Regions from separate parts of the Homo sapiens genome. Here region 1 is linked to region 2. The links are chromatin contacts, found by Hi-C or POLR2A ChIA-PET in ENCODE. All regions are on one chromosome and are shown on one strand. The core of a region is the stretch at or near the end of the contact, and the rest is flanking DNA. Distances in the headings are between cores, read along the strand shown.

The links. Hi-C counts contacts between places; a loop is a spot of excess contacts on that map. ChIA-PET counts read pairs that join two places held with the same protein, here RNA polymerase II (POLR2A). Pooled maps may share reads with other maps.
Region 1: a pooled map shows a loop between it and region 2 (22-fold over the local background). The contact joins the promoter of GNB1L here to the promoter of DGCR2 in region 2. A Hi-C loop is called at or near these places in 2 of 37 single-sample maps with no recorded cell type and 9 of 50 pooled maps. POLR2A ChIA-PET finds 5 or more read pairs at or near these places in 1 of 52 experiments (activated B cell).

What each region holds. Positions count from the first base shown.
Region 1 is chr22:19,853,574-19,857,452 of GRCh38, reverse strand. It overlaps GNB1L (G protein subunit beta 1 like), which reads left to right and starts at 2,579. Exons shown (of 8, transcript NM_053004.3): 1 at 2,579-2,633; 2 at 2,914-3,010. RTL10 (retrotransposon Gag like 10) reads left to right here and starts at 2,579. Exons shown (of 3, transcript NM_024627.6): 1 at 2,579-2,793; 2 at 2,914-3,010. It overlaps LOC124905080 (a long non-coding RNA gene), which reads right to left and starts at 2,481. Exons shown (of 2, transcript XR_007068005.1): 1 at 1,741-2,481. RefSeq lists enhancers at 1,569-2,048, 3,471-3,879.
Region 2 is chr22:19,120,453-19,124,233 of GRCh38, reverse strand. DGCR2 (DiGeorge syndrome critical region gene 2) reads left to right here and starts at 1,822. Exons shown (of 10, transcript NM_005137.3): 1 at 1,822-2,106. The coding sequence starts at 2,028. RefSeq lists silencers at 1,498-1,937, 2,058-2,177 and an enhancer at 1,962-2,463.

The DNA.
Region 1 (3,879 bases), core at 1,330-3,829, 730 kb before region 2:
TTAAATTCACAGAGACAGAATATAGAATGATGGTTACCAGGGGTTGCGAGTGGGAGGGGAAGAGGAGTTAATGTTCTGGAGTGAAGAAAAAGTTCTAGAAATAAATAGTGATCACTGGATATACAACAGCATGAATGTACTTAATGCTCCTGAACTGTATACCTAAAAATGGCTAAAATGGTAAATGTTACTATATTTTACCACAATAAAAAAACAGTCATATGTCACTTAACTGTGGGGATACACTCTGAGAAATGTGTCACTAGGCGATTTTGTCATGGAGGGATCCTCATAGAGTAACTTACACAAACTAAGATGGTAGAGCCTACTACACACCTAGGCTGTATGGTAAGGCCTGTTGCTCCTGGGCTACAAACTTGCACAGTGACTCTACTGAACAATGTAGGCAATTGTGACACAGTGGTATTAGTGCACCTAATCATAGCAAAGGTACAGTAAAAGTACAGTGCAAAAAATAAAAAATAGAACTGGTTAGGGCACTTGCCATGAACAGAGGTGCAGGACTGGAAGTTGCTGTGGGTGTGAGTGGTGAGTGAATGTGAAGGCCTAAGACATTATTGTACACTACTTTAGACTTTATAAACACTGTACACTTAGGCTGCAACACACTTATATTAAACATTTTCCTTTTTTTTTGAGATGGAGTCTCACTCTATTGCCCAGGCTGGAGTGCAGTAGCACAATCTCAGCTCACTGCAACCTCCGCCTCCTGGGTTCAAGCGATTCTCCTGCCTCAGCCTCCCAAGTAGCTGGGATTACAGGCACATACCACCACGCCCGGCTAATTTTTTGTATTTTTGGTAGAGACAGGGTTTCACCATGTTGACCAGGCTGGTCTCAAACTCCTGACCTCAAATGAGCTGCCCGCCTTGGGCTCCCAAAATGCTGGGATTACAAGCATGAGCCTCCACAGCGCCTGGCCTAAAAATTTTCTTTCTTCAATAATAAAATAACTATAGCTTACTGGATGACCAGTTACATATGTGGTCCCTAGTTGACCAAAACGTTGTTATGCGGTGCATGACAGTTATACACAGGAGAGGGCCTGAAAGAAAAAAAAAATTTGGACCAAAAAAGGCCTTTTCTGGCTCAGTTGGATTCATTTCTTCCACAGGCCCACTGCCCACTCTGCTGATGGGCGCTGAGCTGTAGACTGAGCTGCCTTGAGGCTGAGGTAAGCTGAATTTGTGGGAACCCCCACCTTTCCCTTGAGGGAGGAAGTTTAAATTATCAGGTCAATTAGGAAAGATACAACCGAAAAAAATCCAAATTTCATTCCCACTTCAAGGAGGCGTTTCCTGGCTCGGTGCCACTTTTATTATTTTTGGCCCAGGCTGCTGAAAGCCCCACAGACCCAGGGAAGGTACAATGTGACCTTTGATTCGCGTTTCAGGGATCAAAGTGAGTGAGTTTGGGTGTAAATGCAGATAACATTTCAGAGAGCTTTCATGAAAGGAGTCACTGGACCAGGGCAGAAAGGGAGCTGGTGTGTTACGTGTGTGTTCCCCTTGAGAAGCGTCACTTTCCGGTGAATCCGGCTGCCTGCCCGTGGCCCCAAGGACTCCTGGCTTGCATCCAGGTCCTTGGCCCACAGGCATCAGATCCTGAGCTGGGGCGCCTGCACCCTCTCCCACCTCTTCTCTAGGCACCGTGAAGCCGAGGAGAGGTGGCGTGGGACGGCTTGTGCAAGTGAGAAGAGCACCACCACTTCATCCTCACCTATCTTGTCCCAGGATCTGGGTGCTGACTCGGCAGGCTTGGGCTGGGCACGGCCCTGTGGGGAGGGCTTGGTAGCCTGCCCTCGCTGTCGTCTCCGGGTCCAGCCTCGGCCTGAGTCGGGAAGCACACAATTATATCCACAACAAGGAGGCCCAGAGGCCCTGCCTGCAGCCCCCAGGTATGCAGGTAGAGGGTCCTCTCGGACTGCCTGCCCCCTGCCTCTGGCGCCCAGCCTGCAGCTACGTCGAACCGGGCCCTAACAAGGTTCCCCGCACTGGCAATGAGTGATGAGAGGCACTCCGCGGGCACGCCGTTCCAGGGCGCTCACGAGGCCCAGCAGCCCCGCTATGCCCACATCCACCCCGACACCTGCAGCCCCCCAGGCTTAGCCCGGCCCCGCAGCAGCCCTCTCGACGCCCAGCAGCACCCCAGTGTCTGGCTGACGCCAGGGCAGTAACGGCGGGCTGAAGCAGCATCGGCCCCTCGGTCTACGCCACAGCCGGGTGCAGATTTCCCGGATCTGAGGGACCGCCGGGCACCGTCCGCTGGGGATCATGAGGGGCAGCTTTGGCCCGACCGTCTCGCGCCTGTACACGCGGCCCCACCTGATCCCGTGGCACTTGGCGCGGCGTGGGAATGGGCGCGCTCTCCCATCACCCACCGCGCGGCACTGCCGCGCCAGCAGGGACCGGGAGAGCCTGCGAGGTAGCGGCCACACGGCATACAGCGCAGGCGCGGCCTGGATGGGAGGAGCGCGTGGAGCGTGCCGGGAGCATGCGCCGGGTCGTACACGGCGGCCGCGCGCACGCTGGGGGCGTGGCTGCGCGATGTAATCGGTCTCTGGACGCTGCGCGGCGCTCCTAGGAGCAGGCGTTCCCGACTCCGGCAAGAGGGTCAGTGTGGAGGCGGGAGCCCGGGCGGCCGGCTTGAACTCCGTGCACGCGGGCCTGGAGCTGCGCCCCTGCGTCTTTTCCCGACTTCTGATCCGCAGAGGGGCACTCGGAGCCCCAGCCTGGGTCGCAGTGCCTTCGGTCTGCGGGCCTCAGTTTCTCGGTCCGCGCCGGGGGTTTGTGGGGGCACCTGGAGACATTTGGGCCGTTCTCGCAGTCTCGGGAAGCCGCGCCCGCTCCTTGCCTGGCCTCACGGCGGCCGATCTCGTTCTCCACTTTCTAGGTGGCGCCTGGACTCTCGCCCTCAGAGGGAGGCCCGTCCCACGGTCTGTGGCTACGGATCCCAGGACCCTCTTCGCGGGCGATTCGCGTAGCCTCAGGTGGGTGGGCTTCTTGTTGCCGTGGGCCTTGTGAGCTCGTATTTCCTGCATGGCGGTTGCTGGGGGGCGGGCGGTGCAGTCGTCTGCACTCAGCTTGCTTTAAGGCTTTGGGCAGGTTTTGTTCTTGGGGCTCCTGGGTCTCCCCAGAGCAGAGAACGGCTCCAGCGTTCCAGGTGCTGCCTTTGGCCTTGTGGGGGCAAACACACATGCGCCGTGGTACCTGCCCCTTTAGGATAGTGCTGTCCAGTCTAGAAGGGCCGAAAGTCTTCTATGCCAGGCAGTGTGGGGAGAAAAGTAGGGGGACCAACAGACTGATAGGCGTGGGAGGGCTAAGGTTCTCAAAATGGTGAGAGTGCGGCCCAGGGTTAGGAAGGCTCAGGCCCAAAGCAGGCCTGGCTGGCTGGTGCAGGGAAGCCTTCTCCCAGACTGCAGGGGACACAGGTGCGCAGGTGAGTGGGCAGGGTAGGGGACTGGGAAGAAGGGAAGGCAGAGATCTGGGTAGCACACTGTGGCTCCCGGGCATGGGGTGTGGTCATTGTGGGCAACCTGGATACCTAACCTTGGCTGGTGGTGGGAGCTGGGCCCTGGATCGGGGTCACTGCTTTTTTAGAGCTCAGTGAGGGACTGGACTGGACTCGACTCACGTCCAGGCCTTAGTATAATCCTGCAGTAAGGTGGGAAGCCAGGGTCATGGGCTGGGCTTTCAGGTGAAGACCCCCCCCCCAGAGGGGGGTCAGACCTGAGGGATTCCAGAGTGTTTGGGTGGTGGAGGTAGGGCCAGTGGCCCTGGCAGGTTCTAGTGCTGCAGGCCACCCTGGGAGGTACCTGGAGGAACTCACCCTGAGGGGGGATGGCCAGCAGATAGGAGA
Region 2 (3,781 bases), core at 573-3,072:
AAGTGGGAGTCAGGCCTCATTATCCCTCCTCCCTTCAGGTTTCAGGCACAGCTAAGCAGTGTAACATCGACACAGAGACTTGAAGACTGACAACAGACTCTGTGGCAGTAAGATACCAGCATGACAGCAGGCCCGGAAGGAAACACATATTTTACTGCAAAACAGGTTTCTTTCACATATTTTGAAGTCGCTCTGCAAAGCTGTTTTTTGTGGGGAAAATCTACATTCTGTAGAGAATCCCTATCCCTTTCAAGGTCTTTTCTCCTGAGAGAATTAACTAGAGTCTGGCACCTTTTATTTATTTTTCCTTTTTTTTTTCCTTTTTTTTTTTTTTTTTTTTGAGACAGAGTCTTACTCTGTTGCCCAGGCTGGAGTGCAGTGGCATGATCTTGGCTCACTGCAACCTCTGCCTCCCCGGTTCAAGCGATTCTCCTGCCATCAGCCTCCTGAGTAGCTGGGATTACAGGCGTGTGCCACCACGCCTGGGTAACTTTTGTATTTTTAGTAGAGATGTGGTTTCACCATGTTGGCCAGGCTGATCTTGAACTCCTGACCTCAGGTGATCCGCCCGCCTTGGCCTCCCAAAGTGCTGGGATGACAGGCGTGAGCCACCACACCCGGCAGAGTCTGGCACTTTTTAATAAGAAACATTAACAGTCTTTTCTCTGTGAAGCCTGATACCTGGAGGCTTCATTTGCCTAAGAAACTTGGTCTCCACAACCCCTTAATGTAGACAGTCCCTTTTATTGATTCCAGGTCTTTAGATAAACTCTTTGAACCAACTGCCAATCCGCATGACCTAGAAGCCCCCCTCCACCCCCCACTTTCAAGTTGTCCCGCCTTTTCCGACTGAACCAATGTATATCTTACATGTGCTGATTGATGTCTTGTCTCCCTAAAATGTATAAAACCAAGCTGTGGCCCTACCCCCTTGGGCACTTGTCAGGATCTCCTGGGGCTGTGTCCCAGGCTATTGGTCACATATTGGCTCAGAAGAAATGTCTTCAAATATTTTACAGAGTTGGACTCTTCGCCGACACTGCCCTCCAAGGTTCACCCTGTTGGTGATGACGGGAGAAGTGGCACTTGGAGCACTGTTCGCAGGGGCGCTGAGCCTCCTCTCTGCCTAGCTTTCTTTCCTGCACATGTGGCCTTCCCCTAGCCATTGTGTAGGCAGGTCCTCCAGGGAGCCGGCTTCGCTGCAGTCTCCAGGACCTGGCCTTCCCGGTCTCTCTTTGCCTGACACTCTCTTAGGCCATTCCTGTTCCTCTTTCCCCACCCTCAGAACCGGCAGGCCCTCCCTCCTCCACAGCGGTTCGGCCTTAAAAAGACCCCTTTGGGGCGCACTTTTGGGCTGCTCACGGGACCTGAGCTTGCAGGTGTGAAGACCCTTGGAGTCCCAGCCAGGTTCCCACTTCGTTCTCTCCGCTCCCCACCCGCGCGACCCCTCGGCGCCCCGCCCCATGCCCCGCGCCTTTCGATGTCCATCCTTGCCGTCCCGCGCCCGCCGTCCCTAACCGGCGTCCAGAGACCCTACTCCCTTCGGTGGCCCCGCCGCTCAGGCCCCGGCCCCGGCCCTGCCTCTCTGCTTAACCAATGGCACGCCTCACTCCGTATGGTCCCGCCCTTCCCTTAGAGCCCGCCCCTCAGTCCCCGCCCTTAGGTCCCCGCCCTCCGCCGTCGCGACCTTAGGCCTCACCCTCTTCGGAGGGCTTTGGCTCTGGCCCCGCCCCCCATCTTGACGGTCATTGGCCCGCGCCTGCGTCGCGGGCGGGAGGCGGGGCGGGGCGGCGCGGCGCGGAGCCGAGCAGGACGGCCGCCATCTTGCGCGCAGCTGGAGTCGGTGCCTGAGGTTGCAGCCGAGAGTGTGCGCCAGCCCGCGGCCCAGCCGAAGCTCTTTCCCGCCGCCTCTCCGCGCCTCGCCCAGGTTCAGCTCCGCCTGACCCTCCGCTTGGCACGGTCCCCTGACCCTCAGTCCGGCCTGGTCCGGCCTTCCAGCCGCCCCGGGGACGATGAACGGAGGATAAATGGTGCCCAAGGCAGACAGCGGCGCCTTCCTGCTGCTCTTCCTGCTCGTGCTCACTGTCACCGAGCCGCTGCGGCCAGGTGCGCCGCGCGATGGGGGCGGTGTGGGGGCTGGGCGGCGAGCGGGGCCGGGGTCGCCCCGGGACCTCCTTTCACCCGCGGCGCCCTCCTGCAGGGGCCGCGCCTGGGGCAGGGGCGGGCGGGGCCTGGCTCGCGGGCCGCCTGGCACTCTCTGCGGACGCCTGCTGGAGCTTACCTGGGCTCGCGGCGCCTCGGACTTCGTGCAGCTCTGCTGTCCAGGATGTTGCCTCTGGGCCCTTCCCGGGAGCGGCGGCGGCCAGGAGCTACGCCACGGGCGCACCCTCTCGCCAGTCCAGCGTCGGAGTCGGGCTGGGGACAGTGGCTCTCAGGGGCACCTGGTTTCACAGACGTCCTCCCAGCAGTGGCCTAGTGCCAGCCTCTCAGTCCTGGAAACTCCTCGCCTGGACAGCGGTGGTTGTGGCTGTCATTCAGTGAGACGTTGCGCTAAGGAAGTCCTCAGGTCCCACCGGGCCTAGAGGAGGCACCAGGAGTCAGCCTAGCGTTGTGTGGCCGGCGCGAGCGTCCCGGGAGCAGAGACCTCGCCACTGTGCGGGGCCCTTAGCCGTGCTGCGTGTATGTGATGAATGAGTCCGTGCTTTGGAACTCCCCTCGGAGCTAGTGTGTTCTTAAGTCTGTGGTGGGGAATCAGAACCGTGGCAACCAGGAGACCCTTTTCTACCTATTTCGGTGTACCTCCCCTTGAACTGCACCAAAAAATCAAACTCCCTAAATGCAGGGCCGATGTATCCATCAGGCACAGGAATCCTGGTATCACTTGCCCACGGTACTTTTAGTAGCCTTCGAATGTTATTTTATTTTTTTTTAAAGTCAGCAGAAAAAAAATGAACTTTTAGGTCAAATAAAATGTTTTCGTATGTATATTAATACAGTCATCTTTATACTAATACAGTGAAAAAGCATGACTCTTAATATTTCTTAATGGAGGAAAGGTCCCATGAAGGCAGAAGTGCCAGGGCCATCTTCTCTGATGACCTGGGTGTGGGAGCACGGGGTGTGTGGCCCTCTCCTGTGCCCTAGCCAGGCTCCCAGCCCAGATACACCGCACCTCTTGGCTCTGCGCTTGTGTCATCTATGTGGAATGTCTGCCTCCTCCCTAGTGCCTGCCTGGTGGCCAAGGCCCTGACCGGTGCTCAACCTGGACAGATTCAGTGATGCTTCTCTGGTCTCCCCATGTAGAGCTAGTTGCTCACTGCTTTTGGCTGCTCTCTGGGCAGCGGGATGACTAGTTGTGGGGTGGCCTTGGTAAGAACAGAAGCCAGGAAAAGGGCTACCTGTGGAGGAGGGTATCATATAGGCTCTTGGAGGTCAGAACCAATGGGTTTGTGGATTCTTGTGATTAACTTCTTTAGAAAACATATATGTACGTGTAGAGAGGTAGAAGGTCACCGTTTTCTGATTCTTGAGTCCCAGTTTTGCAGATGAGGTCACCGGGCTCAGGTGAGGCCATATTATGCCTGGCTTCTTTGGGGTGCCTCTGGTTCCAGGCCCAGCATCTCCTGCCTGGGTGATAGAGGTGACTGACGTCCCCGACTCCTTTTTCCTTGCCAGCCTTTTCACATAGCCTGCCAACTGGCCAGCAGCAACTGAGAAAGTGCCTGTGGGTGCTTGCCCCCTGCCCATCCCTAGGGAATCCAAGTGACAAGAACAAGCCCCT